Regions from separate parts of the Homo sapiens genome. Here region 2 is linked to region 1. The links are chromatin loops, found by intact Hi-C in ENCODE. Cell type or tissue: K562. All regions are shown on one strand. Each heading gives the region's core, and the rest is flanking DNA. Links, peaks and the distances in the headings are about the cores only. Region 1 has its middle 35 kb from the start of MIR4277. Region 2 holds the start of LOC105374614 (a long non-coding RNA gene).

Region 1 (11,976 bases), core at 1,421-9,420:
GCAGTGGGCCCGACCGAGCCTCAGTGGGGGTCCCGCGTGTACGCTGGCCTCGCCCTCCCGCCTCGCTTCTGGGCTTTTGCTCCAACTCTCAGCCGCCGTGGAGATCGCAGGGGGCGTAGGGCCAAGCCAGGGATTCCGCTGTGCCCCGGGCTCGGGAGAGGTGTCCCGGGAGTCTATGGCAGAATTTCCCCCTCATCCTGCGCTGGGAGAGGGGTCTCGCCCCGGATGGAACTCCGCGTTCCCACCTCCAGGTTCTCCCCTGACCTCCACTTCTGTACCCTGGACAGGCGGGTATTCTCCCCGGCCCTGGAGGCTCCTGTCCCCCAGCATTTGCGCGGCCAGGCCTGGCGCTGGGCTCCCCACCCCCAGCCCTCAAGGGCACGAGCTTGCAGAGAAATCTCTGGGTTTGGAGGCCTGAAGTCCCCCTTGGGGCCTGGGTTCCCTTTTGCCCTGTCTGCAGGGCGCTCTGCAGGTTTCTCGCGGCCGTGGGTGATCCGGGGGGTTGTGGCCCAGCCTGGGGTTGTGGTGAAAATGGGCTTTTCAGTAGGGGTTGGGGCAGTGCCTGGAATAACCCGCAGTGCTCACATCTGCCTGCGGGGACCTTCTGCAGTCTTTCTGGCCACCCTGGGGGCGAGGGCAGGACAGGGCTAGGTGTGTCCTCCCCAGCCTGGCCTCTGCCTACCTTGCAGGTGCAGTGAGCTCTCCTGCCTGAGAGAGAGCAGGTGTGCAGGGAGGCGTGGGGGCTGGCAGGTGTGGGGGCTGCGTGCTGCGGCTGTGTTGGGGGAGGGGGTGAGAGTGTGACTCACGGAGCCCCGCCCGCAGGAGAGGGTGGCCTTGACAGGGAAGAGAGTGTGGGGGTGTCTAGCCAGTGAAGACAGCAGAGCGGCAACAAGCTCCGAAAGCTGGAAGGTCGCTGTTGGCCTCGGGAGAGGAGGGCCAGCGCTGGGGACCGTGGGACACAGGAATCCCGCAGCGTGTTCTGCGGGTTAGAGCTGTGTGCAGAGACCCAAGCTTGTCGAGGGCAGTGAGCAGCTGTGGAGGAAATGTCGAGGCTCCCACGTCCCCACCAGTGTCCCCAGCTCCACGTTGAACCCCTCTCTATGATGAGGTGTCTTCCTGGATGGGTGCTGTGGGCATTGTGAAAGGAAAATAAGTCTGGGGTCCCCACATCACTAAGCTAAAGGGAAGAGTCAAGTTGGGAACTGCTTAGAGCAAACCTGCCTCCCTTTCTATTCAAAGTCTCCCCCTGCTCACTGAGATGAATGCAGATCTGATTGCCTCCTTTGGAGAGGCTCATCACAAGCTCAAAAGAACGCAGCCATCTGTCTCTTACCTACCTTTGACCTGGAAGCCCTTCCTCGAGTTGTCCCGCCTTTGCTTTGAATTGTCCCACGTTTCCAGACCAAACCAATGTTCATCTTACACATGCTGATTGATGTCCCATATCTCCCTAAAATATATAAAACCAAGCTGTGCTCTGACCACCTTGGGTACATGTCGGCAGGACCTCCTGAGGCTGTCACAGCTGCGCAGCCTCAACCTTGGCAAAATAAACTTTCTAAATTGAGACCTGTCTCAGAATTTTGGGGTTCACAGCATGCAGCCAGCAGACCTGGTGATGAAGGAGGCTAAGATCTGGCCACATGAATCTGAGGCTCATGTGTATCTGAGGCATGATGAGCCAGCAGGGTGGGGACAGGGTTTGTGCAAGAGAGCTGGGACCCTGAACTTGTGGGCTTGTGTGAGTGCCAGAGCTGGGGGCATGGTGAACCATGCATCCTGGGTATGTGGCAGTAGGGCAGTGACTTCCCTGGCCCTCTACGCCTCTGTAGGGCCTCAGCTATCTGGTAAGGGCTGTGTCTAAGACAGACCCCTGACCATGGTCCTGCCCAGCCTGTTCCCGTGGACCCTGCCAGCATCAGGATTTCTTGGCTGCCTAGTCAAGTGCCATACCTCTCAGAGGAGAGGACAGGGAGGGGCCTGGGGTCTACAGAAGGAGGCTTCAGCTAAAAAGAAGACTTGTGCCACAGAGAACGGCACGGCAAAGAAAGCCGGGGGCACCAAGCTCTGAGGACGCACATCTGCAGAAGCCCAGCAGCTGCACACCGGCTCCCTCCAGCCCTTTCCACAGCACACAGAGAGCCGGGGGTTCCCAGGCCTGGAAACAGGACAGAGTGTGGACCCCCTTTCCTCAGGCCAGGGTTTGCCTTGTCACGTCCATTGTGTAAAGCTGAGGATAAGGGTGAAGGGTAAGGGCTGAGTACTGTGGAGGCCCTGTCCATCAGCACTCTCAGCTTGAGGAAGGTGATGAGCAGGGCCCACCCCCCATTCACCCCTAAACCCCACTTGTCTACCTTGGACCTGGACGAGCAAAGCTGGCTCAGGCACAGGACTCCCTGGGTGTTTGAAGCTTTCCACCCTCAAGCAGGGGCTGTGAGCATTGCAGGCTTGCCAAGCACAGATGTGCACTGCACGGAGTGGGAAGGAGACAGTGTATAGAAATCTTCAGCCAGATTCTGTTCATCGCAATATAAAGATGGCCTTGTGCTCAGGACACATAAGTCACAGGGAAAGTTCAAAAGCTGAGAATGTAGGTGTCTACTTTGGAATTCTATTATCTTAGGTAATATCTAAAAGCAAGACAAATGCTTACAGCAGGCTAGCAGCATGAAAGAAAAGTGAAGCTTCTTAAGGAGAGTTGGGATGATGACATACTGTGGTCAATTTTTAATGCTCTTACAAAGGAAAAGAAGCACAGACAATAAATAGTGCCAAATGCAGTTAGTCACACACGTGTGTGGCTCCCACATGCACATGCACTCACCCCATCAGCTGACCTGCCCACCATCCTGGGAGTCTAGTCTGCAGCTGAAGGCTCATTTGCAAGAGGAAGAGGTTCTGGTGATGGTGACTCAGCTACTTACAGAAAAGTCTTGATCACACATTGAGACATTCATGACACGTTTCCATATTTCCAAATCCATTGTCATCAGGTACATAATTAATTGTAACATTGCTAACTCTGGAAGAAGAAGGAGTTTCCATAATTTATTCATAAGACGAAGTCACCTGTTTGAAGAGCCTTGAGATACTCCATTGAGGGGCTCTCTTTTAAGCATCACTTCTCCTTCCCAAATGTTGGAGGACAAAAGAACTTTCCTTTCCAAATTTGGAAACAGTAGAACTTAATCCTACCTGAATGTGTTCTCCCTTCCTGGGACCAGTGAAAGTACCCAGGTAGAAGCAATAAAGGTTTTCTGGGAAAAGTAGACCCCTTCTGATTCCTGATTCCTGAGAGATGGAAGGCGGGTGGGAATGTGGGTATCATGGGGTGGATAATCGGCTCTTCTGCAACCTTTTGGGACTCCTCCTTGGGCCAGGTTTGGCTCATACATCAGCCCTGTAAGGGGGCCAAGAGAGAATTCTGTGTTTGGCGTGCAGAGATAGAGATGAGGGTGTTTCATCGCCATTGTTCAGTGAATTGCCCAAGCATGGACTGCGTGGTTAGGAAAGATAGAGAAGCTTTGTATTCCTCTGTGACATTGACCAGTAATGTCATAAACCTGAGCTGGAAGAGTTTTCTTGATTTCATGCTTGAGGTACCAGGCACAGCATCTGGCCGCAGCACCAGAAGCACCAGCTCCTGCCCAAACAGGCTCAAGGCCTCATAGGTTGAAGTTGGAGGGCATTTCTGTTTTCATGAGCCAGCCATATGCTGGAGAAACTTAGGGTGGCTGATGGATTTCATTCATGGCGCTTCTCTTAAAGTGATCGCTTGAAAACGGATGGTGCTGTGTCCATGGGAGGCACCCCAGGCCTCCCAAGTGCTGTTGCAGAGCAACTCCCAGAGTCTCGGGCGAGGGGCGTGGCTGCCCTGTGACGGTGGCATCAATCCCCATGTTAAAGCATTAAAAAGGACTCGTACGTATTATCGCCACTAAAAAAACTTGTCACTAAAATTTACTTTATAGTAGTTTTATTCTTATGCTTTCATGTATGAACCGTTGTCAAATGTTGACCCTCTAGTTTTTAAATTTGATTTAATTTTATATTTCCAATGCATGAGGAAGATCACCCGGGCTCTCAACATATTTTTCCTAGTGTACTCCCGTGGCGTGATTGTAAATATTGGGAAGCTCTATGTCTGGGGAAGACAGCCCTGATCTGCAGTGTGCGCTGACTTCCGTGGTGTTAATACCCCCACCCTGGCTCATTTCAAGCTGCTGACATGACGTCTGTGAGCGAGGAGTGGAGATTAGGGGTGTGCGTGGGGTCGCTCAGGGGCAGAGGGGCTGTGCCACCCCCAGCTTCACGGGCAGAGAGCTGCTTAGACTCGGGTGACGTTCAAGCCCCACCCATAACTGCAGGCCCCGGGGACATGTCAACTTTTCTTTTGGTTACAGGGGAGCCTTGTTTTTCCAAAAAAGGACTGACCATAGGAAATCTGACAGCATCAGCACAAGTCAACATTATCCGGGGGTTGAGGGAACAAAGTAGTCGGCCCCACGGGGGTGAGTAAGGAACCATCACTGCCCTTTGCCACGCAGTGTAATTTTTATTAGCTCATTCACCATCACTGAAAAGTAATTTATTTTTTTAAAACAACATAGTAGATTGCAAAGAGTCTGGTGTTTTGGGGTGGTCAGACGCACCAGGATTAAAATTCGGGTTCTGCCATCTAATAGCTGCTTGACCTTGAGAATATGACACGAAATGCCCAGCCCGGAATGCCTGCCTTTCCTGGTGCTGCGAAGGTCATTAATGCGAGCGCCTAGCCCGGGCCTGATGTGCATCCACACTCGGGGAGCCAGCTTGCATCTGCATCTGCCTTCTTCCCCAGGGCCTTGGACAGCTTGCAGAACTCACTCAGAGCACCTAAGAAGGATGTAAATCCCTCCCTTGCCGCCAGGTGCCTGGTGGAGGGGAGTGATGGGTATAGAGGTGTCGGGGAGAGCGCGGGGTGTGGTGCTGAGTGGTCTCTCAGTGGGCTAAGAGCTCAGGGCTGCCCGAGGTGCAGGGACCCCCGGGGCAGGAGGAGTCATAGCCGCTGTGTGTGTGATGTATGCAGTGGGTCTTGAGGTGGGGGTGGCATCCGCCAAACGGGGAGGGAGGGCTACGCTATGATAAAGAGTTCGAGGTTTATTTTTCAGATAAATGTTTGGGATTTGGGGCATATCTTATAAATGTTCACACAGAAACCAACGTGGTTCTCTTTTTTTAAACATTCAAGTATGCGAGAACAAGAAGTTTAGGTGTGAATTCCTCAAATTCTGAGCAAAACATACTGAGATGAGGAAATGGTATTTCACTTTTCTGAGAGGTGTTTTTCATCACTCAGTCACTGTGACATACCGTGGCTTGAGGCGAGCAGCAGGCGGCAGCCCCTGCAAACTTTAAAGGCCGGGGAGGGACACACAAGGCTGGTGAGGGACACGGAAGGCCGGGGAGGGACATGGAGGGCTGGGAAGGGACATGGAAGGTGGTGAGGAGCACGGAAGGCGGTAAGGAGCATGAAGGGCCGGGGAGGAGCATGCAGGCCGATTTGTCCTGTCTTCTGCCACTCCTCGGCCTCCCGTCCTAATCCATCTCCCCACCTGTCCTGACACTTCCGTGCCACCCTCTGGTGACATGCAGGGAAGCCCGTGTGAGTTTCTTGGTCTCAAGCTCGGGTATTCCCAGCAGCTCTTCCTTTTCGCACGCTTGTTTGGCGCCCTCTCACCTTCGGGCGGCCGTCTCATGTCTCTTAGCCTGTGTCCTAAACGTCATCCAACTGTAATCAGAGCAGCTGGAGTGAGTCCAGGCCTCGCCACTGGGAGAACCGAGCAAGACGTTATCTCACCCAGACCTCAGCTTCCTCATCCACAAAAGACAAAGTAAAGTTTCTAACATACAAGGAGTTTGTGGACATCAAAGTTAAAAAATGAATTATGAATTTAACAGAAATATCCCCTTTTATGAAATACTTTTGAACTCTCTAGAGAAATAAAGTCCTTTTTCAATCCCACTCTCACTATATATATATATATATATATGTTTGTTTTTTGAGACAGGGACTTGTTCTGTGGCCTGGGCTGGAGTGCAGTGGTGCAATCACAGCTCACTGCAGCCTCCATCTCCCGGGCTCAAGCAATCCTCCTGCCTCAGCCTCCCAAGTAACTAGTACTACAGGCACATGCCACCATGCCTGACTGGTTTTTTTTTTTTTATTTTTTTTGTAGAGACAGGGTCTCACTAAGGCTCGTCTCGCCCAGGCTGGTCTTGAACTCCTGGGCTCAAGTGATCCTCCCATTTCAGCCTCCCAAATTCTAGGATTACAGATGTGAGCCCCTGTGCCCCGCCCTGTCTCCACTCTCTCTCTCTCTTTTTTTTTTTTTTTTTTTTTTGAGATGGAGTCTCCCTCTGTTGCCCAGGCTGGAGTGCAGTGGCACGATCTCAGCTCACTGCAACCTCTGCCTCCCAGGTTCATGCGATCCTCCTGCCTCAGCACCCCCTAGTAGCTGGGATTACAGGCGTGTGCCAGCATGCTTGGCTAATTTTTGTATTTTTAGTAGAGATGGGGTTTCACCATGTTGGCCAGGCTGGTCTCGAGCTCCTGACCTCAGGTGATCCACCTGCCTTGACCTCCCAAAATGCTGGGATTACAGGCATGAGCCACCGTGCCCAGCCACCTCCACTCTCTTTGTATTCTGAGTAACCTAGAAACACACAGCTTTGTACAACTAAGACTTCCTAAATACAGGCCCTTAAGGAATCCAGAAATTGCAAGTATTAAACATGGATTATAAAATAAAAAATTAAGAATAGTCTTAAAAATATCTGCAGGAATCAGGAAAATTTTTTAAAAATAGATAATTTGCAAAATAATTAAGTAGAATTTCCAGAAATAAAATGTTAAAAAATAGCAAAAAACCTCAATAGATGGGTGTAACAGAAAATTAACACAACAGAGAAGAGAATTGGCAAATTGTAAAATCAGCTAAAAATATTCCCCAAACAGAAATATTTTAAAAGGACACTATAGAAGAAGAGGTAACTTTCCCAGGAGGATTTAGGAAATAACAGATTTGTCTAATGAAAGAAGGGCTAAGAGAAAACGAGGCAGATAAAACATGTGAAGAAATGATGTGCAGAAATTTTTAGAGACACCAATACAGACATTTAAGAATCCCAATTATCGCAAGAAACATTTAGACAAGAGGAAATCCATCCTTAGACACATCAAAATGAAGCTTTAAAACAACAAAGTCTGAGAAAATCCTAAATAGGAATCAGCAAAAATAAAGATTAATCGTGTTCAGTTTGCTTTGAATCCTTGAACATATTCATAAGAGCTTTTTAAAAGTGCTTCCCTGCTAATTCCACCACCTTTGCTATTTCTGTTGACAAAGAAATGTTGCTAAGGTGGGACAAGGAACAACTATCAGAGGTGGCACAGGGCTGGGACAAATTCAAGTTCTGACCAGGCAGGGTAGAAATACTTTGTTGAATGCCTAGGACTTTTAGTAAAGATCCCAGAAAAGGCATACCTTAGTATCAGGGCCAAACCAGATCTAGGGTGAAGGCTAATCTATCTCCAACTCTATAAAGCCTAAATCAACCTTCAAAGAAAGCACCTGGACCACGAGGAAATTCACTTCCTTCTGGGGGAAATGTCCTCAACGTGTACTAAAGGAAGGCAGTGAGATGCAGCCACTCAGCAGCGTAATAGTCACAATGCACATCACCCGATAAAAATTATTAGGCATGCAAAAGATCAGGGAAACTTGACCCAGTCCATGGAGAAAAAGATCCAGAAATGACAAAGATGATTAAAATAGCAGATAAGAAATTGAAAATAGCAGTTAGAAATAGGTCCAAGAGGCTGGGCGCGGTGCCTCATGCCTGTAATCCCAACACTTTGGGAGGCCGAGGTGGGCAATCACCTGAGGTTGGGAGTTCGAGACCAGCCTGACCAACATGGAGAAACCCTGTCTCTACTAAAAATACAAAATTACCCAGGCATGGTGGTGCATGCCTATAATCCCGGCTATTCAGGAGGCTGAGGCAGGAGGATCACTTAAACCTGGGAGGCAGAGGTTGTGGTGAGCCGAGATTGTGCCATTGCACTCCAGCCTGGACAACAAGAGCGAAACTCTGTCTCAAAAATAAAATAGAAGTAGATCCAAGAACTTAAGGAAAATTGCACATAATGAACAGGAAAAAAACTATATGAAGAAATAGTATTACAGAGATGAAAAACAAAATACTATTTCTTTACAATAAGTATAAATAATACTAATATAAATATAAAGAAATAATATTACAGAGGTGAAAAACAAATACAGATGCCACTTCATTGTAAGTTGAAAATATTGTAAATAAAAAATGCAGTAAATACACCTAACCACCAAATATAATAGCTTAGCCTAGCCTACCTTAAATGTGTTCAGAGCACTTACATTAGCCTAAAATCATCTAGCACAAAGCCTAGTTTATAATAAAGTCTTGAATATCTCATGTAATTTATTGAATACTGTACTAAAAGCCAAAAAAGAGAAGGGTTGCTTAAGCACTCAAAGTCCGGTTTCTACTGATTATATACCATTTTTACACCATCGTAATGTTCAAAAATCAAGTTAAACCACCATGAGTTAGAGACCTTCTATATGAAATAAAAAGTTACCTAATGGGCTTAAGAGCAGACTAGAAACTGCAGAAGAAACATGAACTTGAAGACTGATCAATAGAAATCATCCAAACAGAAGGAACAAAACTTTTTTAAAAGGCTGAAAAAAGATCAGATTTTCTTTGGCTTGTGGGCTAATATCAAGAGGCCTAACGTGTGTAGTGAGAATACAAGAAAAAGGGAGAGAGCAGAAAATATTTGAAGAAATAATGCCTGAAATTTCTCTGGATTTGGAGAAGATATATACCCATGGATAAAGAAACTCAAAGAACAAAGAAAATCACACCAAGGCCCATTTTAATCAAATTACTGACAATGAATTATAAAAATAATAATCTTAGAGGTAGTCCAGGGTAGGCAAACATATTACATACAGAATAACAAAGACAGAAATAATGACTGACTTCCCATCAAAAACAATGTAAGACAGAAGACAATGGAATTCCAACCTGAAATGCTGATTTAAAAAAATGTTTTTAATTGATGCATGATATTAATACCTGTTTATGGGGCATGTGCTATTTTGATGCATGCATAGAATATGTAATGATCAAGTCAGGGTTCAGAATATCCATCACGTCAAACATTTATCATTTCTTTGAATTGGGAACATTTTAAATCTTCTCTTCTAGCTATTTTGAAAAATGCAACATATTGTGTTAACTATAGTCACCCCACTGTGCTATCAGACACTAGAACTTATTTCTTCTGACTGTGTGTTTTTGTGCTCATTAACCTCCCACTCTTCATTCACCCTGCCAATCTTTCCCAGCCTTGGTGACTATCATTCCGCTGTCAATCTCCATGAGAGCCACTGTTTCAGCTCCCACATATGGGTGAGAACATGTAATATTCCTTTCTGTCTGGCTTATTTCACTAAACACAGTGACCTCCAGTTCTATCCATGTTGCCATGAATGGCAGGATTTCATTTTTTATGGTGGAATAGTATTCCATTGTGTGTATATACCACCTTTTCTTTATCCATTCATCTGCTAATAGATACTTGGTGTAATTCCATATCTTTGCTATTGTGAATAGTGTTGCTGCTGCAGTAAACATAGGGGTGCAGATATCCCTTTCATATACTGATTTTCTTTCCTTTGGATAAATACCCAGTAGTAGGGTGGCTGCACTAATTTACATTCTTATCAACAGTGTGTGAGTTCCCTTTTCTCAACATCCTCACCAGCATTTGCTATCTTTTGTCTTTTTTTTTTTTCTTTTTTGAGACAGGGTCTCACTCTGTTGCCCAGGCTGAAATGCAGTGGCATGATCTTGGCTCACTGCAACCTCCACCTCCCGGATTCAAGCGATTCTCTTGCTTCAGCCTCCTGAGTAGCTGGGATTACAGGAGTGTGTCACCAAGCCCAGCTAATTTTTGTATTTTTAGTAAAGACAGTGTTTCACCATGTTGGTCAGGCTGGTCTCAAACTACTGACCTCATGTGATCTGCTCACCTCAGCCTCCCAAAGTGCTGGGATTACAGGCATGAGCCACCATGCGCAGTCATCTTTTGTCTTTTTGATAATAACCATTCTAACGGGGATACAATGATATCTCATGGTGGTTTTGGTGTGCATTTCCCTGATGATTAGTGATGTTGAGAATTTTTTCACATACCCATTGGCCATTTGTGTGTTTTCCTTTGAGAAATGTCTATTCAGATACTTTGTCCACTTTTAAACAAAATTATTATTTTTGCTGTTGAGTTGTTTGAGCTCCTTGTATATTCTGGATATTAATCCATTGTTGCGTGAATAGTTGGCAAATATTTTCTTCCATTCAGCAGGTTGTCTCTTCACTTTGTTGATAGTTTCCTTCGCTGGGAGCAAGCTTTTTTAGTTGAAAATAGTCCTATTTGTCTGTTTTGGCTTTGTTGCCTGTGCTTTTGAGGTTTTAGCCACACAATCTTTGCCTAGACCAATGTTCCAGAGCATTTCCTCTATGTTTTCTTCTAGTAGTTTTATAGTTTCAGGTCCAACACTTAAGTCTGTAACCCATTTTGAGTTGAGTTTTGTATATGGTGAGATATATGGTTCTAATTTCATTCTTTTGCTTACATATATCCAGTTTTCCCAGCACCATTTATTGAAGAGAGCGTTCTTTCCCCAATATATGTTCTTGGCACCTTTGTCAAAAATCATTGGGTGAAAATATGTGGATTTATTTCTGGGGTCTCTGTTCTGTTCCATTATGAAGTATTCTTGACTAGTATTCTACAGTATTCTTGACTAGTAGTTTTTTTTTCTTTTAACACTTCTGTATTATGTTTCATTTAGCTATTTGTCTGTTTTTATACCAATACCATACTGTTTTGGTTACTTTAGCTTTATAGTATATTTTGAAGTCAGATTGTGTGATACCTCCAGCTTCCTTCTTTTTGCTCAGGATTGCTTTAGCTATTTGGGATCTTTTTGGTTCCATATGAATTTTATAATTGTTTCTTCTATTTCTATAAGAATGTCATTGGTATTTTGATAAGGATTGCATTGAATCTGTAGATTGCTTTGGGTATTCTGCTTGTTTTAACAATATTATTTTTCTGATCCATAAGCATGAGATGTCTTTCCATTTGTTTGTATCCTCTTTAATTTCTTTCATCAGTGTTTTGCAGTTTTCCTTAGAGATGTCTTTCACCTTCTTCATTAAATTTGATTACTTTATTGGTTTCTCTTTTGGCTGGCTTGTTATTGTTTATAGAAATGATATTGATTTTTTTCTATGGATTTTGTATTCTGAAATTTTAATTCATTTATCAATTTTGAGAGTTTTTTTGCTGGAGTCTTTAGGTTTTTCTAAATATAAGATAATATCTTGTGCAAAAAGAGATAATTTGACTCCCTCTTTTCCAATTTAGATGCCTTTTATTTCTTTCCCTTGCCTGATTGCTGTAGCTAGGAATTCCAGTAGTATGTTGAATAGGAGGGGTGACAAGTGGGCATCCTTGTTTGTTTTAGTTCTTGGAGGAAAGGCTTTCAGCTTTTCCCCATTCAGCATGATGTTAGCTCTTGGCTTGTCATTTATGGCCTTTATTATGTTGATGTCTTCTATGCCTAATTTGTTGAGAGTTGTTATCATGAAAGGATGTTAAATTTTGTCAAATACTTTTCTGCATCTATTGATCATGTGATTTTTGTCCTTTATTCTGTTGATGTGATATTCACCATGTTTATTGATTTGTATGTGTTGAGCCATCCTTGCATTTCTGGGACAAAACCCAATTGATTACAGTGTATTATCTTTTGATGCATTTTTGGATTCAGTTTGCCTGAGTTTTGTTGAAAATTTTTGCATCTATGTTTATCAGGG
Region 2 (11,976 bases), core at 1,437-9,436, 53 kb after region 1:
CTCCATTGCTCACAACCCTCCAAACATGCTGCATTGCCTTTTAAATCAAACCCCCATTTTATAAAAGCCCTCCATGAGAGTCAAACTTGTTCCTGTGATTCCCCTGGTCCCCATGTGCCAAGGCCATTCTGAGCATGGCCAGTAGCTTCCGTCAGCTCCTGCCTCCTCCACTTGCTGTGAGCCTTCTCTTGGGAGTCACCAGGGATTTCCAAGTTAACATATCCAAATCGAATACATGACCTTCGGGTTGTTGGGTTGGGAGAAGGCTTGAATTTGCCCCCACGGGCAGTGGATGTGTCACAAAGTGGCAAATTTTCCACCTCTGGAAGCGTCCAAGTAGAGAACAGACTACCGTCTCCCGCGAGTGCTTGAGAAAGCTGGCGGGGGCATTTCACCTCCCAGAGGCTCCTCCCAACGCCAAGCTTCTAAATTCCTGTGAGTTTCAACAATCTGCTGGCATAGATCAATCAGTCAAGTTAAATCAACCAATCATCTCTTTCGTGTGTACTGGCATATTACCGCTTCCACCTCGGCTGCCCAAATAAGACCCCGAGACATCTTCACCACGGCCCCTTCCTCCTGCCTGTCTGCACGGTGCCTGGCTCCCCATGAGCCCCACGCTGTCTGAGGGAGGGCAGTGCTCACTCATCTTTATGCACCTGCTAGCCACCTTGGAGCAAGCACAGTGCAGACCCTCAATACAGGCTCAGGACCTGTGGGAGGCGGGGAGGTCTTCAGGGAGATACAAGGAAAGAAGCATGTCGCGGGGGCCAGCAGACTTTAACTTTGCCAGGCGGGGGTAGCTGCTTCTGGCACTTCCTTTGCCATCACTTCTGTCAGGGACAGGCTTTTGGAGACAATTATATGAAACCATACTTCCTTCTGTATTACTTTCCTGCCATTCCTCATAAGCTATATTTTAATTTTAAACAGCAATTTACAGGGTAATTCATTTACAACAACACAATCCATTGTGATCACAATGCCATACATTTATGTTTTAAGTAATTTTTAATGCTTGTAGCAGCTGGGTCTCTGAAAATAACTAACATTTTTCACCTTGTGCAGCGAGGGGAAGAAAAATTCTCTGCTCTTTAATTATAGAACCACCAAAGACAACATGCAGTGAGTAGGGCAGTTATAATTGCAAAATAAGAAATGGTTTGCTTGAGAACATAGCAGATCCTTCCGTGTCAACATGTAACTGCCAGGGAGAGCAGGTAAAGCCTGGAGCAGAACTGTGCCCACTCCAGGCTCACAAGCCACTGTAATTTTAAGTCAAATTGATTAACATAAGAAGCATTATTAGGAAGATGGAATTATAGAAAGAGTGGAAATAGTTCCCTCTAACCAAAAAGAGCTGTATTCAAAGGGCAAGAGACTGGGGTTTATTTCTGTTTGTCGTTATTAGAAATGCACACACAGCCTGTGCCACAGCCTTGCATGGGTGTGCAGCTGCGGCTGCCACTATGTTCCAAAGGGCAGTACCCTCAGAGGACCACCTGTGCCCTTGCCTACCTGTGTGGCTGCCACTATGTCTCAAAGGGCAGTACCCTCAGAGGATCACCTGTGCCCTTGCCTACCTGTCCACAACATTAACCGTTTTTTCTCTCTCTCTTTTTTGAGACAGGGTCTTGCTACGTTGCTCAGGCTGTAATGCATTGGTGCAATTGTGGCTCACTGCAGCCTCAATACCCTGAGCTCAAGACAGCCTCCTGCCTCAGCCTCCCAAGTAGCTGAGACTACAGGTGTGTACCACCACATCCAGCAGACTTTTTTATCTTTATATTTTTAATTTTAAAGGAATCTATTTGCAGAATACTTACTGGCTAATTTCCAAATTTTTTGTAGAGATGAGGTCTCACTATGTTTCCCAGTCTAGCAGGGAACTCCTAGGCTCAAGTAATCCTCCCATCTTGGCCTCCCAAAGTGCTGGGATTATAGGTGTGAGTCCTATACTTAGCTGCCATTTTCTTTTTTTTTTTTTTTTTTTTGAGAGTAAAAACTGATTTTTAGTTGTGCTTGATTCAGTTCTCGATAACATGAAAGATCCTATAGTAATAGAAAATTTCACATTTCTAATATCCATTTTTATGGTTCCATTTAAATTGAATATTGGTAGTTTTTATTATTGAAACTTTATATCATGCTTAATCAACTTTTATTCTAACTCTTTTGACACTAATTTTTACCAACTTTTATGTCCTGGTTTTGTAATTCTTTACTTATTTGCTGTTTTTAAATGACTTATATTGGATGAGCCTTTCTAACTTTAACCTTTTAGAACCTTTATAACTTTAACCTAATTGGCATCTCTTGTATTAAGTTTGTTTATTGGTTTAGGCAGAAACTGCCTTTTATTTTTTTTATTTTTATTTTATTTTATTTATTATTATTATACTTTAAGTTTTAGGGTACATGTGCACAATGTGCAGGTTAGTTACCTATGTATACATGTGCCATGCTGGTGTGCTGCACCCACTAACTCGTCATCTAGCATTAGGTATATCTCCCAATGCTCTCCCTCCCCCCACCATTTTCTTTTTGAATTAAGATGTTCTGGGAGTGATTAAGCCACCTGTGCTCATATGTAAGTAAATCCCTCATTGCTCACCTAGCATCAGAAGTGCGAGGCAGGACCACACACGTGCCACGCAGGCACTGGCCTTCAACAGTCACGCCAACGTCCTCCGCCACAGACACCTCAAATCCAAGTCTTCATTTCTTCACGTTTTGCTGACATGCCACATGGAGGGAAGTCCATGTTGGTCTCGTTACCACCTAATGGGATGAGTGTCTCATCTCAAAAGAGCAGGCCCTTCCCGGGTCCCGTGGGGCTCAGCCCTGGACAGACGTGCAGCTCAGATCCCCTGGACAGGGTGCCGGTGGCTCCCCTCATCTCTGCCTTTTCCCCTCCCATTTTAACTTACCCCCTAGAGAATTATGTTAAGATAAAGTGACATACACCTGTGTTCCTTGCCCCCTCCCAATGGCACACTGCGCTAGGCCCATCAGAACTAGAGGAAGGAAACAGAATGTTTGGGAAACTCGTGCTGGTGACTGGAGGAGTTCTGTCCAGCCTCGCCTTCCCTCTCCCTCCCTCCCTCCCTTCCTCCCTCTCTCCCTCCCTGCCTCTGTCTCTTCCTCTGTCTCTCTCTCCCTCCTCCTTTCTCTTTTCCTCACTCCCTCTCTCTCCTCTCTCTTCTCCTCCCTTCCTCTCTCCCTTTCCCCTCCTCTCCCTCTCCCTCTTTCTCCTTCCCTCCTTCTCTCTCCCTGTCTCCCCCTCTCCTTCCCTCCCTCCTTCCTTCCACCCCTCTTCCCCTGTCTCTCCCTCCCACACCCCCTCTGGGTGGCGTCAGGTTGGAATCACACAGCTCACCTGGTTTGCCTGCTGGGCACCAGGCTGGCGGGCATAGTGTGGTTCTCCCATGGTGACCAGGCCCAGCGCGTCTCTTTACTGCGTGAAAGGCCTTCCTCTATCCAGAGGTTTATAGACCCCGCCTGACACTGCAGAAATGTAATACGAGCCACCTGTGCATGGTTTGTGAGAAGAAACAGGTGAAATTAATTTTAATGATGTATCCTTTTTAACTCATCATCTCCAAAATATGATCACTCAACATGTACTAATATGCAGTTGTTATTGAGCTATTTCACATTCTTCTTCTTATTTTATTGATTTATTTTTTGTACAATCTTTGGAACCTTAGCACCCTTAGTTCAAATGGCCACATTTGGCAGGCTCGGGAGCCATGGGGCTGGTGATGCCGCGGTGGGCAGCTGTAGACCCTGGAGGAGAGTGAGCCTAAGCCAGGCCCAAGCCAGTTCAATGCCTGCTTGATTAAGTAACTCACCCATAGCTAATTCCAAATGTGGCAGAGAGGCCACCAGAGTGTGGCTTGGGTGTGAACCACAGTAACCCCACCAATGAGCTTGTGTGAGGAGCTTCTTTGCAGAAGTGGTGAGGACGGGGCCCGTCCAGGCCTGTCGGTGGCCCTGCTACTCGGCCATGCCCACCCTGCACCACTGGGTCTGCCCAGGCCCTGCTCCTCGGCCATGCCCACCCTGCACCACTGGGTCTGCCCAGGCCCTGCTCCTCGGCCATGCCCACCCTGCACCACTGGGTCTGCCCAGGCCCTGCTCCTCGGCCATGCCCACCCTGCACCACTGGGTCTGTCCAGGCCCTGCTCCTCGGCCTTGCCGACCCTGCACCACTGGGTCTGTCCAGGCCCTGCTCCTCGGCCATGCCGACCCTGCACCACTGGCCGTCTCGTGACTGCACCAGTGTCACTCCAACATGAAAGCCGTGGGCAGACAATTATGCACAGGCCACCTTTATCCTTAGGCCCCTCTGAGGGGTGTGGATTGAGTCAGGACTGAAGAAGGTGCATGTGATGCAGGCTCACTGTTGCCAGGCCCAGGGAGGACTCCTGCGGCATGGAGGAAGCACACAGTGTCACTGGGCCACCCGCTAGAAGCAGGAGGAGGCAGCTCTGCCCACGGCATCCCGGCAGCAGGGTGAGCAACACCTGAGCCCAGTGAGAGAATAAACTCACAACAAGCTGCATGATGCGGGTTTACTACTCACAGACGGGCAGCAAGGATCAAAAGAAGCCTCAAACTCATCATGAGCCGGTCCCCCAAGGCCTGAGAAAGCTGTCTGGGGCGCAGAGTCCCCACTGTGTATGCCCCATTTGCACCACAGCCGAGGGACCTTGGAAGGCAGCCCACCGGGTTCTACACCTCAGGGGCGGCGCTCAGAGGGACCTCCTGCTGCCGGGGAGGGAGGAGCAAAGTCTGCGTGGTCCCCGGTCTGCGTGGTCCCCGGCAGCTCCTCCCTGATCTGCTTACCTAACAGACCTCGGACGGCCTCAGGAGCCAGGGACACAGGCGCAGGCTCCCGCGTGCTCGCCGGCTGTGTTGTTAAACATCTTCATGCACCAGCCCTCCCGGCAGGCCCGGGCGGGCAGAGCAGCGGAGGAGTGCTCGGGTTCAGACCGAGTCAGGGTCAGCCTGCTGGTCCTCAACGCCGTTCCGGGTTAGTTCAGGTTGATTTTCCTCTCTGAGGGCAAGGCCACCTCTAAAGTTGGGAGGGACAGGGGCGGGGACGAGGCTCGGGCTGTGCTGGGCGGTTCCTCTGTATCTTGAGACGCTGCATTTCCCCGCCTGCTGCAGCTCCTCCCAGAACCGCCAGCAAGAAACCGAGAGCTGAGCTGGCCAAGGCCATCAGGGCCGTCCACTGTGGGTGGGAGACGCAGCCTTGCCACATGGAAGATAAACGAGGCCGAGCAGGCTCTCTCCCCTCCCCTCCCCTCCCCTCCTCTCCTGGTATACCCCGGCTTCCCCCTTGCCCTCAGCCCTGCGTCCCGGGCATGGCTTCCATCTCCAACAGAACACAAGGTCGGAAGCCCTTCCCCCGATTTGAGGTTAATGGCACTTCGGTGTTTAGGCTCCTTCTGGCTTTGGCCCAAGCTTGGCAGGTGGGCCTCCCGCCTTGCTCTTCTTGGGGCCTGACAGGCTCACCGGCATTGCAGCTCCGTCAGGGACAGAGCCCACCATCTCCAGAAAGCCAGCCCCTACCTGAGAGCTGCAGCCCAGCAGCACGCGAGGACCCTGCATTTCTTTCCCGCGGTTGAGGGTGAGGGAGTGAGTGTTCAAGGAGGAAGGCCGCCCTCGCCCCCTAGAGCCCTGCCTTCCTCTACACGCCCACGCGAATTCCTAGGCGTACGGGTTTGTTTGGATGGTGGAGGGAGACAGGGCCCGTCAGGAGGCACTCTTGGGGAATCGCGCAGCCATACAACTTTAGAGCTGGCCTTGGCTGGGAGAGGAAAATCCATCTGAACTCACCCGGAATGGTTCCGAGGACCAGCGCGCTGACCCTGACTCTGTTAGTGCCTGAGCCCTCCTCCGCCGTTCCGCCGGCCGCGGCGTGTGGGGAGGGCCGGAACCTGAGGACCTGCATGAAGACATTTAAGAACACTGCTACGGTGCATACAAAAGCCTGCGCCTGTGTCCCAGGGCTCTGGAGGCCTTACAATGCCTGTGACCTGCGTCAGACTGACGGCTTCATCCAACAGAGCAGGGGAGCACCAGAGGAGGGAACCTGTGTGCAAACACTGCATTCCTGGGGCGCACGGTCTCGGGGCCGGCTGCACACACCACGCTCAGAACTACTCATTGTCATGGGGTCACTGTGTCTCCCAAATGCATATGTTGACGTCCTAACTCCCAGCGCCCCCAAGGTGGCTGCATTTCTACATAGAAACTTTAAAGAGATGATTAAGGTAAAATGAGGTCATTGGGGTGGCCCCGATTTGCTAGGTCTGGTGTCTTAATAAGGAGACAAGGACACAGACATGTACAGAGGGACGGCCCCGTGAGGACACAGGGAGAGGACACCATCTGCAAGCCCAGAAGAGAGGCCTCGGAAGGAACCGGCCTGGCCACCCCTTGACCTTGGACACCAGCCTCCAGCACGCTGAGGATGAGCTGCTGTCATTTCAGCTGCCTTGGCTTCGGTGCTTCTCCAGGGCAGCCCTGCTAACTCATGCTCACGGCTAGTTCTGGGGTTGGCAGATCCTGCGGATACCTGTAGACACAGGCATGTGTTCAGGCTTGAGCTGGGTGGGGTGAGGGGTGAGCAGCCATAGAAGGAAAAGGCAATCCTCTGGACACACAAACTGTGTTTTCTCTCAAACCCAAACACTCCTACAAGAAGGACAGTCGGTATTAGGATAAAGGCCTCACCACATCCCCCCTGGTTTTCCTCACAGCAAGCTCGAGATGTGGGAACCGCTGCACCCTCCACATCAGGGAACGGACTGAGGGAGGAGGTGACTGTCATCCTGGGGCCTCACGTGGCGCAGGGCCGGGGCTGAGCCTCCCGTTGTGGGGACCTGGACCCAGGGCCTCTCTTGGGGTCTAAAACTTTTGAGGCAAAGGAGATGCAGAGATGCCCATGCCGAGACCCAACAGGCCACAGAGGACTGACTGGTGCTCAGAATTTGATCTCAGAGATCCCGGTGACTCTGGACCTGAGGTTGCGTGAGATCCCCTCCCCTGTGCCAGGTCTCACTGGTGCAGTCATCGTTTAACTTCTGGGATCTTTACAGTATCAGGAAATAACTACGGAAGATAGTCTGAATTGTTGGGCAGCAGAAAACCACCAAAGTTAAGTTAAAAACAAAGAAGAAAATCACTCTCAGAAATGCATTGTGAACTCTCCACCATACCCAGTACCGTCTAACATTTTGGCCTGAATGGTTGATGTTGGTGATTTACAGTCCAAGCACCCATCAGCTGCCAAGGGAGCCCTAGAGGGGACTGCAGTCCCCACGGCCTGCTTACAAAGCAGGGAAACCGAGGGCCCCACGCGGGGGCTTGGGAACAACCCATGACGGAGCCCCTCCTCCGCGGTCGTCTCTCAGGCCTAGGCCTGCTGGGCCTGGACTGTTCCCTCTGCTCTGCTTCTCCAAGTCTCCCGCCTCACACCTGCCTCGGCGGGTGCACAGGTGGTCTCAGAGCTGACGTCTGACCACACCTCTCCCGGGGGCGTTTCTGTCCCTGCTCACAGGTGCATGAGGATCGGACTCCGCCTCCCATCTTGGTTTCGAGTGAAGTGACGGCTGAGCCAAGAGCTTGCTTTCAGCTTTAGTATTTCCGCAATGAAAAGACAAGAGAAAGCTCTGTGCTCTCCCAGGGCGTCCGCTGGGTGGGAGCCTGTGGCTCCAGCTGCTCAAAGACGAGCCTTCAACTTGAAAGTTCTGCAGCCTGGAAATTGGGAGAATGTTCCCTCTGGAAAATTTCCTCTCACCACGTTTTCCTTCCATTTCTTTTGTCTCCATATAGCAGTCCAGGAAACCGGAGAAAACGGGGCAAAGAAAAATAAAATAAAATGAACCCAACATGCAGGTTCCCAACATTCTTCCTTTAAGCACTATTAATGAGAATGAAATGTGATTTTCTTACAATTTGATTCATTCAATGTGTGTTTCTTGGGCAGTGCTCTGCGCTAGCCCAGGTGCTGAGGTCGGAGAAACACTGCAGTTACAGCGGAAGTCGGGGTGACCCCACGGGCTCTTGGTAGCACCTGGCTGAACACACAAGGGAATGATGTTGACGCGGGGACAGGTGACGGCACGTGCCCTTGGTGTGATTCTCCCGTTTCTTCCCTTGCCTCCTCTGGTGAACGTAAATCCTACCTAGAACACTAAATATCCAGAAACAGACCCTACCACACTGTAATCTATTACTCGTGTAGAACAACGCACAGTAGGCCTGTCCTGAAATTCTCTCCAGAATAACCATTACTTGATTAGACATGGAGTCATAAATGGTATTTTAGCATTCTTTGTTTTATTTATTTTTTATTTATTTTTTGAGATGGAGTCTCACTCTCTTGCCCAGGCTGGAGCGCAGTGGCGTGATCTTGGCTCACTGCAACCTCCGCCTCCCGGGTTCAAGCGATTCGCCTGCCTCGGCCTCCTGAGTAGCTGGGATTACAGGCATGCGCCACCACACCCAGCTAATTTTTGTATTTTTAGTAGAGACGGGGTTTTGCCATATTGGCCAGGCTAGGCTTTCTTTGTTTTAATGAAAGAGTTCTGACTCTGGGACCTTGGAGAGGCAAGCCCAGGCCCACTCTGTGTCACCACTGGCTGCTCCATTCTCCTGCTTGTCATTGATATATGCGGCGTGGAAATAAAGGGAGCGCTGGTAACACAGAGGCGGAGTAAACGCACATTAAGGAGCGCCGGCCCGCGTGCCCTTATCTGCATGTGCAGGTCGGCTAGATCCATCACTGCAGGGGCGGCCGGCTCCGGATCTCAGACCCGCCGGAGGCCGGGAGGGAGGAGCAGAGCGAGGAGGACGCCGCGGACCGCGCGCTGAAATGCAGCCGGTTCCATTTAGAAATTTCTGTTGGGGGCAGGGGCAAAGTATCTATAATAATTTTAAGGACATTTCCCAAATGTTTATTTAGATAAAAGATAGATAACGGTCAAGCTCCCGAACCTGCGGCCCGATAACGAGGCTTTATTAATGACCTGCCATATGCGAGGGCTGGGTAATTAAAGTTTTTCCCCCAAAGGAAGAGAGTGGACAAATTTATTTGATGGTTTGATAACCAGGGACACTGGTTGAAAACTATTGATATAATCGGAGCTCATTCGATTTCCTCGCGACAGCCACTCCTATCAGCTAATTTCACCTGTGAATAGTTAATTACCCCGGATGCATATGGACCGGCCATTAATAACCTGGACTGTCACCGCTCCTTTGTCACCCACGTGTGCCTTTTATCTCCTGAATCTCCTTCTTCTTTTTTTTTATTCCTTCCCATTCTCTCTCTTAAAACAAATGCTTGGGAAGACAGATGTGAGCTGTAAGATTCCGCGGCTGTGTTAGAGGAGGCGCCGGGGCCTGGGTGCAGAACGAGTCTCCAAGTGCCGCGTGAGCGAGGGTGGGTGGCTGGAGCTCCCGGGCCAGCCCGGGCGGAGGCGCTGCCTCCAGACCCAGCCTGTGTGCAGAGGGGCTGGCGGAGCTCGGACGCCGGGCTCGCTGGCCTTTGCCGATGGACCTCGGGTGTGTCCAGGCCGGGCGAGGGCCGGCAGCTCCAGTGAGGCGGGACCTCACTCTATCTGTGTTGTGCATCCTGTTCGAGTTTCTGGGTCCCGATCTTGAGCAAGCCAACTGACCTCTCTGATGTTGGTTTGCTCAGATGTAACGTGCGGTTGACAGCGTCTATGCTGGAGCACGTGGCGGCTTAAGAGCAATAGGTGAAAGGGGTATCTCAGAAGACGCCCTCAGGACACGGGGATGCCATAGGCCTCGGGTGGTGGAGGGTGCCCCGGCTCCGAAGGGCTCCTGAGCCTGGCAGGCTGGCACCCGCGCGTGGGCTGGGGCTCACTCTAGCTGTTCCCTTGGCGCTTTTATGGATGTTCACAGAGTGGGGTGAACTGCTTCCCCCACATTTTGCTTTTCAGGGCTATGTGTCCTCTGTGACCATGGCTGTCCTGGGATCCAGTGGGATCTCCCTGCTGGCCCAGCAAGGAGGGTGGGCTCAGAGCAGGCTAAGGTCAGGGGGAAGGGAAGCCTCATTGTGCAGACAGATGCTCTCTGCAGGGGACGCTGCTCACTGGAGTGTGGAAGATGGCCAGAGATGGGGAGATAGGGTGGGGACAGGAGGTTCCTGAGAGCTGCCCCTCCCAGGGGAGGTGACCACAGAGGGGACTTTGTCATCAAGGGAGCCCATCTGTGTCCACAGCAGACAGGGCTGGTGCTCCCCAGCAGGCGGGGGTCAGAGGCAGGTAGAATCAGGTAGGAGGCAGGCAGCCCTTCCTCCAGGACCCTGTGCGATCCGATGGGTCCTGCACTTCCTTCCTTTTTCTCCCTGTTTTCTGCCTGTCTCCCCCAGGGTTGAATTCCCTGAAGCTGAGCAGAGCTTCCCCTGCCTCGATATCCGCCCACAGCAGGACCACAGGGTTGCAGCAGGTGCGCAAGGAAGGCTGGAAGAATCAATGACCTGTGGAGGAAGTGTTTGCTCAGTGACTGGCAGGATGGAGCCGCTGACTTTAGGGAGGATGCGGACCATCCAGCCTCGTGGTCGTCCCTTCAGAGACCTCCAAGCCCATTTCTGTGTCACCAAGCGGAGGAGTGCTTCATGAGTTTGGGTGTTCAATCAAGGACACTTTGGGGCCCCTGGAGGAAGAACAAGGCGGGTAGCGGGCAGCCCAGGGCATCATTCTAGTTTTGAAAAGTTCTCTGATGGATTCTAACCCGCAGTCAGAGCCATTGACCTTCTCTAGAGGACAGCACTAATTTTCAAACTCGGTGGCACTTTGGAATCCCCCCACCCCATCCCCGCCCCGAGAAGCTTTAGAAATACTGACGCCGCTGTCTCACCAGAGGGATTCATGATCAACTGGTCTGGAGTACAACCTGGGCATGGGGATTGTTAAAAGCTACCCAGGGGACTTGAACTTTGCAGCCCCGGTTGAGACCACTGAGTATGAGATTCCTATGCAAACTAAGCCTGGACTCCATCAAGGCTCCAGGGATGCTGGGCGTGGGGCCATGGGCTGGCCTGGCCCAGATCCAGTTCTATAAGGCCACCTGTGTTACTCTAGCCTTGGTCCTTTGAAAGATGCTTCAGTACCCCCCAAAACCATCCCCTAAGGGCTTTGAGGGGCCAAGGTGGTCCTCAAGGAGGATGAGTGACCCTCAGTTCCTTGCTGGACACCGCCTCCCTCCCCAGACACACAGATTCCCCGCAGGTAGAAGGAAAGAGGGAAACAAGGGGCTCCACCAAACTCCCCGCATCCCGTCCTGTCAGCCCCACCCCAGACACATCTCCTCCCATGGCACAGCTGCCAGTGAGACCACTTTTGCAAAATTATGACTGAGACAGTGAAAGAGAGCTAACTTAACCAACTCCACCTTGCTTCTAACCTCCAAGCTCTCCTTGTTCATTCCTGGGCGTAGGCTGAATTAACATGGGGAGAAACTTAGTTTATAGTTTAAACAAAAACAAAAACAGCCCTTTCCCAAGGTAACCTCCTTCTGGCCTGGGGACTAGATTGCCTTTGTAGGACTAACAGCCACAAGATTAGAAATTATGGTTTAGGAGTCATGCGGCTGGAGGCTACTAGATTCTGACCCTCCCTAAACTGGTCCTAGGATCAGTGCTTGAGAAATTTTGCAGACCTTGCACTTGATGGATCAGCTGGCATCACCCAGATCGATAAACTGGCTCATCTGATCTTGTGGCCCCCACCCAGGAACTGACTGAGCGCAAGAAGACAGCTCCAGGCCCCTGTGAACTGACTGAGCGCAAGAAGACAGCTCCAGGCCCCTGTGATTTCATCCCTGACTATTCAGCACTCCCAGCTCACTGGCTTCCCCTCATCCACTAAGTTGTCCTTAAAAACTCTGCTCCCCAAATGCTCAAGGAGACTGACTTGAGTAGTAATAAAACTC

What was found. A loop is a pair of places that touch in the nucleus more often than their neighbours do. Peaks named below come from ENCODE experiments on the same cell type or tissue, not always from the same donor. Only the 100,000 strongest peaks of a DNase experiment are listed, where the experiment ranks them.
Region 2: it touches region 1 in a loop (2.3-fold over the local background); 3 of 110 quality-filtered maps call a loop at or near these places.

What each region holds. Positions count from the first base shown.
Region 1 is chr5:1,667,729-1,679,704 of GRCh38, forward strand. No RefSeq gene overlaps it. Among named protein-coding and RNA genes, the nearest start is that of MIR4277, 35 kb to the right of the region's middle. In K562, for the core only: no CTCF peak of the experiment used is centred there; a DNase peak (open chromatin) is centred at 5,793; H3K27me3 peaks cover 3,789 bases.
Region 2 is chr5:1,720,269-1,732,244 of GRCh38, forward strand. LOC105374614 (a long non-coding RNA gene) reads right to left here and starts at 5,116. Exons shown (of 4, transcript XR_925684.3): 1 at 4,852-5,116; 2 at 3,380-3,531; 3 at 2,615-2,781. In K562, for the core only: no CTCF peak of the experiment used is centred there; DNase peaks (open chromatin) are centred at 5,133 and 8,803; H3K4me3 peaks cover 624 bases; H3K27me3 peaks cover 5,883 bases.